Regions from separate parts of the Homo sapiens genome. Here all the other regions are linked to region 2. Evidence: chromatin contacts called from ENCODE Hi-C or POLR2A ChIA-PET data. All regions are on one chromosome and are shown on one strand. Each heading gives the region's core, a stretch centred on a gene start or an enhancer-like site at or near the end of the contact. The rest is flanking DNA. Distances are from core to core; before and after follow the strand shown. Region 1 overlaps DHX30 (DExH-box helicase 30). Region 2 holds the start of ARIH2 (ariadne RBR E3 ubiquitin protein ligase 2). Region 3 holds the start of RBM6 (RNA binding motif protein 6).

What was found. A loop is a pair of places that touch in the nucleus more often than their neighbours do. ChIA-PET counts read pairs that join two places held with the same protein, here RNA polymerase II (POLR2A). Pooled maps may share reads with other maps.
Region 1: a loop to region 2 is called in a pooled map, with 2.8 times the contacts of the local background. The contact joins the enhancer-like site here to the promoter of ARIH2 in region 2. A Hi-C loop is called at or near these places in 1 of 50 pooled maps. POLR2A ChIA-PET finds 5 or more read pairs at or near these places in 2 of 52 experiments (CD8-positive, alpha-beta memory T cell and GM10248).
Region 3: a loop to region 2 is called in a map with no recorded cell type, with 7 times the contacts of the local background. The contact joins the promoter of RBM6 here to the promoter of ARIH2 in region 2. A Hi-C loop is called at or near these places in 1 of 37 single-sample maps with no recorded cell type and 5 of 50 pooled maps. POLR2A ChIA-PET finds 5 or more read pairs at or near these places in 3 of 52 experiments (HepG2, T-cell and naive thymus-derived CD4-positive, alpha-beta T cell).

Annotation. Positions count from the first base shown.
Region 1 is chr3:47,823,269-47,826,355 of GRCh38, forward strand. The region is part of intron 4 of DHX30 (DExH-box helicase 30); the gene reads left to right. Among named protein-coding and RNA genes, the nearest start is that of DHX30, 22 kb to the left of the region's middle. RefSeq lists a silencer at 1,538-1,827. Within about 2 kb of position 1,668, at least 29 of the 41 ENCODE cell types and tissues checked have a DNase peak (open chromatin) inside an H3K27ac peak, as active enhancers do.
Region 2 is chr3:48,917,142-48,920,186 of GRCh38, forward strand. It overlaps ARIH2 (ariadne RBR E3 ubiquitin protein ligase 2), which reads left to right and starts at 1,701. Exons shown (of 16, transcript NM_006321.4): 1 at 1,701-1,857. It overlaps ARIH2OS (ARIH2 opposite strand lncRNA), which reads right to left and starts at 2,244. Exons shown (of 1, transcript NR_161301.1): 1 at 647-2,244. RefSeq lists enhancers at 578-1,328, 1,134-1,603, 1,329-2,080, 2,081-2,831 and silencers at 1,774-1,873, 1,944-2,023.
Region 3 is chr3:49,938,869-49,941,752 of GRCh38, forward strand. It overlaps RBM6 (RNA binding motif protein 6), which reads left to right and starts at 1,282. Exons shown (of 21, transcript NM_005777.3): 1 at 1,282-1,357. RefSeq lists enhancers at 912-1,434, 1,143-1,202, 1,233-1,282, 1,313-1,372, 1,435-1,956 and a silencer at 1,513-1,712.

The DNA.
Region 1 (3,087 bases), core at 418-2,917, 1.1 Mb before region 2:
TTCAAGATGAGATTTGGGTGGGGACACAACCAAACCGAGACAAAGACCCCCCTGGGAACAAACTAGTTGGTTGGCATCCCTGGTTGTTGTTTTTTTTTTTTTTTTTGTCTTTTTGAGACGGAGTCTCACTCTGTTGCCAGGCTGGAGTGCAGTGGCGCAATCTCGGCTCACTGCAACCTCCGCCTCCCGGGTTCAAGCAATTCTCCTGCCTCAGCCTCCCAAGTAGCTGGGACTACAGGCGCGTGCCACCATGCCCAGCTAATTTTTGTATTTTTAGTAGAGATGGGGTTTCACCATGTTGACCAGGATGGTCTTGATACCCTGACCTCATGATCCGCCTGCCTCAGCCTCCCAGAGTGCTGGGATTACAGGCATGAGCCACTGCGCCTGGCTGATTTTTTTTTAACATAAAAATCTAAACATCTGTTCAACACATGTGTTGTAAACTAGAAAAAATAGTATAATGAACCTGCAAGTACCTGTCACCCAGCTTCAACAATTAACAACTCATGGCCAGTGTTGCTTTGTGTATAGCTCTTCATTTTGGCTTCTTTAGAGGCAACTAAGAAATCATGGCATTTCAGCCTTATGCCAAATGGCTGTCAGAAAAGAGTGCTATCCTGAGGGCTTCCTCAAGTGCCACAAAGGGCTTGGGTCCTGCTGTCCAGGTGGGGCCTTTCTGTCTAGACTGTTGTCTCCTTCAGCTTTCAGATACCATTTTCTTTTCCTTTTTTTTTTTTTTTTTTTTTTTTGAGATGGAGCCTTGCTCTGTCACCCAGGCTGAAGTGCAGTGGCATGATCTTGGCTTACTGCAACCTCCGCCTCCTGGGTTCAAGCGATTCTCCTGCCTCAGCCTCCCGAGTAGCTGGGATTACAGGCGCGCGACACTATGCCCGGCTAATTTTTGTATTTTTAGTAGAGATGGGGTTTCACCATGTTGGCCAGGCTGGTCTCGAACTCCTGACCTCAGGTGATCTGCCTGCCTCGGCTTCCGAAAGTGCTGGGATTACAGGCGTGAGCCACTGCGCCTGGCGAGGAACAGCACTTTCACTGCTGGACTTTACGCTGGACCAGCTCAATTCTTGGCAGTTTCCAAAGCTGGGTGTTTTCACCTTCCCCTCCAGCCCTGGGGATTAAATCTGTTTCCTGAAGAGGTCTTCCTTGGCCTGGCTCCAGATTTTCTTTTTCGTTTTTTAAACTTTTAATAGAGTTGGGGTTTCACTATGCTGCCCAGACTGGTCTCAAAATCCTGGGCTCAGGGGATCCATCCGCCTCAACCTCCCAAAGTGTTGGGATTGCAGGCATGAGCCACGGCGCCTGGCCCTGGCTCCAGATCTTCACCAGGTTTACTTTGTAAGCCGTTAAATAAGATGGGGCTGCCAATTTGCCAGAGGCACGTGAGAGGTAGTTAGGAACAATTGGTAGGACCTAGAGGGAACTAACTTCGCTTCCTTAGATGACATTGAGCTAAGGCCTAGCATTATTTTCCCCCCAACAGCCTCATTCCATCTTCCTGCCTTCCATCCACACGACTGCTGGTTTAGATTTGCTGGAGAGTGAGCTCTGCAGGGTCCTAGCCCTGGGCAGCGCCGAGCCCGCCTACTGAAGGCCCAGGGCTGTGGTGAGCGAGGACGGGCTGCTGATGCCCTCGCCTAGGCTTGGGCTTCGGGTCCGCCCGGCCCGCAGGGGGCGCGCGGCGCTCGGGCCGGCCGCTCCCGTTCTCTTCGCCCGGTCCCTGCCGCGCACAGGCCTCGGGGTCGGCGGGAGCACGATGGCGGCCGCTAGGAGACTCATGGCGCTGGCCGCCGGCATCTCTCCGCGCCTGCAGCCGCTGGGTCCCCGCGCTGCTGGGCGACAGGGTCGCTCGCGCGGCTTCTCTTCAAGCTGCGCCCACCCCGACCACACCAAGGAAGCCGCCGAGGCCGAGTCAGGGATGGCCCCCGGCGGGCCTGGGGAAGGCGACGGAAGCTTGGTGAACGGTGAGGGCATCGGCGGGGGCGGGCGGTCCGCAGCGCCCTTGACTCCTGGGATGGCAGAGCTAGGGGCGCGGGCCGAAATCGGGCCTGGCGGCCGGGGGTCCTCTCTTCCATAGTGGCCAAGTTCGCCATCCGTCGGCGGGCAGCGGCCTTGCTGTTTGTAAAGCTTAGCGTGGCACAGGCCCGAATGGACCCTTAGAGTACCTGCTCCCGGCAAGAATAGGTGAGAGGTGCGAGACCTCGAGGGAGTGGGGAAAACGAGTAAAAGTCCAACTCCTGCCAGGATGAGTGGCCAAGGGCTAGAGCTTCTAGGGACAAGCATGCCCTCACCAGTGTGAGAAATAGCCCAAAGTAACTCCTGGGACATCAGGATCTCAAATAGAGACAGAATGACTGTTCTGGTGGATTCCAGCTTTGTGCCTCCCAAATAGTGCAGAGGATAAAACTGTTGAAAGCATCAAGGATGGGTAGAGAGCGCCAGCCTCCACCAACCTTATAGAGCTGAAGGTGGGGGCGGGGTGGTGGTCTCAGTGCAGCTCTATTGTTAAACCAGTGGGTGTAATGGGCTACTCGAAGTTGGGTCCCTCTGTGACGAAACCCCCCCCGCCCCGGCCAAGTCCACTTAGATATGGTTTCTTAACTGCTTAACTGCTTGACTCTTAGTTGCTTTACAAGTTACCGCTTAGAGGGAGACAGGATCAGGTGTCCTCCATCCTGGCCACTTGACACAGGAGTCTGTCCCAAGGAAACAGTCTCAAACCAGGCAGCAGAGTTACATCAGAACGCTTGGAAGCACTTTTTGAAAATATAGAGTCGCCTCCAACATCGCTCCCATTCTCAGGTCCCCTGTGGGGAGCTGGATGTCCATGCGGTGAAAAAGCTCCCCAGGTGATCAGTGTACACGCAGGTGCACATGTGCATATATACAGCTCCTTTTGGAGCTGCCAGAGGCTAGAGTGGAGAATGATATGGCCCCCCATGTTCCTAGCAGACCTCTTCATGACCTGGTTAAGCCTTGTGTCTGGTACAAGCTTACCCTAGGTAGATATCTCTTCCCTTTCTGCTCTGAGATTAATCCAAAAAACAAGAAAAAGAAGCGAGGTACCTCTCA
Region 2 (3,045 bases), core at 451-2,950:
TTTTTGTTGTTGTTGTTGTTTGAGACAGAGTCTCGCTCTGTCCCCCAGGCTGGAGTGCAGTGGCGCGATCTCTGCTCGCTGCAACCTCCGCCTGCCGAGTTCAAGCAATTCTCCTGCCTCAGCCTCCCGAGTAGCTGGGACTACAGGCGCCCACCATCACGCCCGGCAAATTTTGTAAATTTTTAGTAGAGACAGGGTTTCACCATGCTGGTCAGGCCAGTCTCGAATTCCTGACCTCGTGATCTGCCGGCTCCGGCCTCCCAACGTGCTGGGATTACAGGCGTGAGCCACGGTGCCCGGCCACGCGGCATGATTTTTAATGGCTTTCTACATTGTATGGTTTGTTATTGTTGTTTTGAGACAGGGTCTCCTTCTATCACCGATGCTGGACTGCAGTGGTGCGATCTTGGCACTCTGCAGCCTCGACCTCCTCGGCTCAAGCGATCCTATATCACCTCAGCCCCCTGAGTAGCTGGGATGCACAGGTGTGTGCCACCTCGCCCAGCTAATTTTTAATTTTTTTGTAGAAAGGAGGGGGGTCTCACTACATCAAATTCTTGGGCTCAAGCGATCCTCCCACCTCGGCTTCCCAAAGTGCAGGGATTACAGGCATGAGCCACAGCGACCAGCCAGCACAGGTGTCTTTATTTGTTTTATTTTTTATTTTATTTTATTTTATTTTGAGACAGAGTCTCGCTCTGTCGCCCAGGCTGGAGTGCAGTGGCGCCATCTCGACTCACTGCAAGCTCCGCCTCCCGGGTTCACGCCATTCTCCTGCCTCAGCCTCCCGAGTAGCTGGGACTACAGGCGCCCGCCACCACGTCCGGCTAATTTTTTTGTACTTTTAGTACAGACGGGGTTTCACCGTGTTAGCCAGGATGGTCTCGATCTCCTGACCTCGTGATCCACTCGCCTCGGCCTCCCAAAGTGCTGGGATTACAGGCTTGAGCCACCGCGCCCGGCCTGCACAGGTGTCTTGAATATGTATATACGCGACTCCAGTATGGTTGGAAATGATTTGATTTGTTGTCTATGGAATTGCACAACCTGGAGCCTTCCTAACATCAGCGGCTTCATACTGGCATTTCCATTGTGGTGCAGCAACAATCTGAGTGAGCCTCCGTCTCTAGCCACATCATTTGACAACCGGTCCCAGAAGGTAACTGGAAGTCATGATGACAACTCCTATACTGTGAAAAGAAACTGCAAGCAAGGCAGTTAAGATGCAATCTTGCACGGTGACCGTAAGTCGGAGAACTGCGCGGCGAACGAGGCCTCGGCAGGGGAAGCGAAAGCCTGGTGTGGTTGCGGCTCTGGGGCCACCCTGCGACCGCCTCGGGGTGTAGGCAGAATTTCCCGGCCCAGCTCCCCTCTGACCAGATAGCGGCCGAGAAACAATGGTTATCTGCTCCACTGACGCCAGGATGTCTTCTCCGTGCCCGATCCCGGAGTACAAACAGTGAAATGAGAAGCCGGTGAGAAACGCGCTGGTTAAAAACATCTCGACGGGAGACGCTGGTAGGCGAATAGTGGCTCCAGACGCGGTCGGCGCCTGCCGTACCCTGGTCAGACTCTGGGTCAGAGCGCTAAGTTTCAAGGAGGCGGCGCTAAACAGGCCCTCTAGCCGGGAGCCTGTCGCGACCCGAGCGACCGTGGGTCGACCCCGATCCGGAAGTGACGCAACGGCGCCAAGCACTTCCGGAGCTGTGGGGACGACTCTTCTGGAGGAAGCAGCGCGGGCTTGACCGGCGTCGGCCCGCCGCCTCCGCTGCCGCTTCGCCCCAATCCGGTCCCTCTGGCCCGGCCTGACCCGGTCTGGCTTGTTCGGGCTCAGCGGCCGCGAGGCCGCAGCTCCCGGTAAGTGCGCGGCGCACGTCACGGCCTTGTTTACCTTGGCTGGCCGCTGGGGGGGCCTCTCCGCGCGCCTCCCTGGCCGGGCCGGGACTCCGCCTTCGCCGTCGCCCGGGAGGCCCGGGCGCTCCCCGTCGCCGGCACGTTGTCCGAGCATTACCCGCCGTCAGCGGCCGGGCGCCCAGCGTGTGTCTGCCTTTTTTCCTCCCGCCGCCTTCTCAGCTCTCGGAAAGGTCAGAGGCCACCGCCTCTGACCAACCGGCGCCGGCACATCTAGGCCCTCTCTCCCTGTCTGGCGCGGCGGGGAAACGCGCCGCCTCGGGGCTCACCACTCGAGTCATCTTTGGGAGCTCTCGCAGCGCTGCCCGCGCGGTTTAACGCCCGCCTGTGGAGGGTATCCCCAGCTCGCGGGCTCCGCGTCCGCGCGAATATCCCGGAGCCCGCGGCGCCCCTAGGGATGTGCGGCCCCGGAGCTGTGCCGCCGCCTCGCCAGAAGCTGGTTGGGCAGCCGCGTTCTTGGATGACTTCTCCTTAGTACTGTTCATTGCCTGGTCCCATAGAACTTTCTGTCATAGCGACATGTTCTTTACCTTTGCTGTTCAGCATGGTAGCTACTAGCCACACGTGGCCGTTAAGCATTTGACCTGTAGGCTAGTGCACCTGAGAAACTAAATTTTAAATTTTACTTACTTTTTAAGTGTAATTAAATTTAAATAACCACATGTGGCTAGTGGTCACCGTATTAGAAAAGACAGATACAAAGTGTAGGATTTTGAAACGAAATTGCTGATTTCTAGTTTTGTGCCAAGTCGTTTTTCTTCGGAGGTGTAGTTAGTAAATGACCTGAATTCAGCGCTAGTGATCATATCTGGAGTAAACGTCTTCAGACTCACTAAAACTTACGTGTTCTGTGCGTGGTGGGCAAGCCCAGGATGGTTGGTTGTTAGGTCCCCTGAACATGTGACTTTGGCTCTGGAGGAAATTTTTTTTTTTTTTTTTTTTGGTGGGCGGGACAAAGTTGCTGTCACCAGGCTGGAGTGCAGTGGCGGCGATCACAGCTAACTGCAGCCCCGACTTTCTGGGCTCAAGTGATCCTCCTTTCTTAGCCTCCTAAGTAGCTGGGACCACAGGCACGTACCACCACACCTGGCTAATTTGTAAAATTTTTTGTGGATACGTGATCTTAATAGGTTG
Region 3 (2,884 bases), core at 32-2,531, 1.0 Mb after region 2:
CGCCTCCCGGGTTCACGTCATTCTCCTGCCTCAGCCTCCTGAGTAGCTGGGACTACAGGTGCCCGCCACCACGCTCCACTAATTTTTTGTGTTTTTAGTAGAGACAGGGTTTCATCGTGTTAGCCAGGATGGTCTTGATCTCCTGACCTCGTGATCCACCCGCCTCGGCCTCCCACAGTGCTGGGATTACAGTCGTGAGCCACTGCGCCCAACTTCTTTCTTTCTTTCTTTCTTTTGAGACGGAGTCTTGCGCTGTTGCCAGGCAACAGTGCAGTGGCGCGATCTCGGCTCACTGCAACCTGTGCTTCCCGGGTTCAAGCAATTCTCTGCCTCAGCCTCCTGAGTAGCTGGGATTACAGGCATGCGCCACCACGCCTGGCTACTTTTTGTATTTTTAGTAGCGATGGGGTTTCACTATCTTGGCCAGGCTGGTCTTGAACTCCTGACCTCGTGATCCACCCACCTCGGCCTCCCAAAGTGCTAGGATTACAAGCATGAGCCACTGCGCCCGGCCTTTTTCTTTCTTTCTTTTTTTCTGAGGTGGAGTCTTGCTCTATTGTCCAGGCTGGAGTGCAGTGGCACAGTGTCGGCTCACTGCAACCTCTGCCTCTGCCTCCCGGGTTTAAGTGATTCTCCTGCCTCAGCCTCCCGAGTAGCTGGGATTACAGGCACCTGCCACCAAGCCCGGGTAATTTTTGTATTTTTGGTAGAGATGGGGTTTCACCATGTTGGCCAGGCTGGTCTAGAACTCCTGACCTCAGGTGGTCCACTCGCCGCGGCCTACCAAAGTGCTGGGATTACAGGCGTGAGCCACCGCGCCCCGCCAACCAGCTGGAGATGGCTTAAACTTACTCCCGAAGAAGCTCCCTTCCATTTCTCTCACACTAACGGACAATAAGGAGGCCTCGAGCTAGGCAGGCCAGGGCCGTACCCGAGCTGCTGGCAGGGAGCAAACCTCAGGAAAGTCAAGCCACCAAAAAACTGTAAGCCTCAATCAACTGAGAGGAAAGCACAAGAGGACCAGGTGTCACAGGGCAGAGGCCAAACCACAACTCCCAGCAGGTCACGCGGAGTAGGGCGGGTAAGCGCGCCTTCTTATTGGATGGCGATGGACAGCGTGCTCTTACGACCCACCCCAGAAGGCAAGTCCCCTGCGCGCGGGGCACGGCGGGAGTAAGAGTCTGCGGGACCGGCAGCTGTACTTCATCTCCCAGCGGGCCGAGCGCTGAAGGCAGCGGCGCGGCGCCTTTGTGGTAGCAGTGGCCCCGCGCGGAGGAAGTTCCGGTGTCCGCGGCGCTGGGTCGGTGGCGGAGGCTGAGGAGAAGGAGGAGCGGGCCGTGGAGGCTTCGCCGCCTAGGTAAGGGCCCGGGACTGGAGGGGAGGCGTGCCAGAGCCTGCCAGGGAATAGCCAGCAGACAGGCCCGCTCTAGACATCGCAGGCCCGCGCAGCCTGAAAGCTGTGGCTTCAGTGTCGCGGGGCGGCTGCGGCCTCGCTCGGGAAGAAGACCAAGCAACGGTGAGATGAGGGAGGCGCCGCCCGTGGCAGGAACGCCCCGGAACCGTCGCGGGCCTGGGGCGGGGCCCGGCGCGGCAGTAGATTACCGGTCCCGCCGCGGAGCGGCCAGCTGTGAGGCTGGGGCCGGCGCGTGGTTGCGGCTCTGTGCTCCTACTCTTCGGAGCTGTAAGCGGGCTGTTCTTGCGGTTTTCCTGTTTCAGATCCAATTCTGTGGCATCACTAGGAAGGGAGCTCTTGTGCTTAGCACGTAGCCTCGTCCTCAGACTTGGACAGACACAAGGGAGGCTCCGCTGGACCGGAGGGCACAAGAGCTCCGAGCCCGGTCGTCGGGGCGGTAGAACCTGGAAGCGGGAGAGTGGTCTGGTGGGTTCTGCGCCCGTTAGGCAATGAAGGAGAAGGATGTTTTATCGTATTCACGCTTTAGATTCCATTAGCGGTGTAAATAGATGTTTTTCTCTTTATTTTAGAATTGACGTTAGGCGAATGGGTTCAACTTTGGGAATGCCTTTTTTTTTTTTTTTTTTTTGAAGGAAGGGCCCTGTTTCGTAGGGTACATAAACCGTGAGCGTAATTGTATTTTTTGCATATTCCAGGTTTGCTTGTGAAGGTCAGAGTAGCCGGATTTAAGTGAAGGAGTTCAGTAGACATGCAGACATGGTCACCTGGTTCATTTTCTGAACCCTGGATTGTGCCCTCGGCTTGCTAGTTTCCACCTTCCTATTGAGAAATGCCACCAGCGTGAATGATTTAAATATGTCACCATTACTGAATTTGTGAGGTCTCTAACGAGAGGTGTCAAGAGCTGGTGCGTGATGGTAGGACTGGCAGTGAAGAAAGTAACTAAATAATATGTTACCATTTTGGTGAAACACAAAAGTTGAATTTGAACCTTGTCTCAGAAACTAGCATCTAACTAGATACCTAACCTGCAGGACAGGTCCCAGGTCTCTCTGGATAGTTGTAGCACCTTTCCTTATAGAATTCTATTACCAGGCCGAGCCTGGTGGCTCACACCTGTAATCCCAGCACTTTGGGAGGCTGAGGTGGGGAGTTCGAGACCAGCCTGACTAACATGGAGAAACCGCGTCTCTACTAAAAGTACAAAATTAGCCGGGCATGGTGGCACATGCCTGTAATCCCAGCTACTTGGGAGGCTGAGGCAGGAGAATCGCTTGAACCTGGGAGGCGGAGGTTGCGGTGAGCTGAGATTGCTCCATTGCACTCCAGCCTGGGCCACAAGAGTGAAACTCTGTCTCAAAAAAAAAAAAAAAAAAAAAAAAAAAAAACCCGCAAAACTCAACAAAAACCAACATAGTAGAGGCAGCGTTTCGCCTTATGCCCAGCTAATTTTTTGTATTTTTTTAGTAG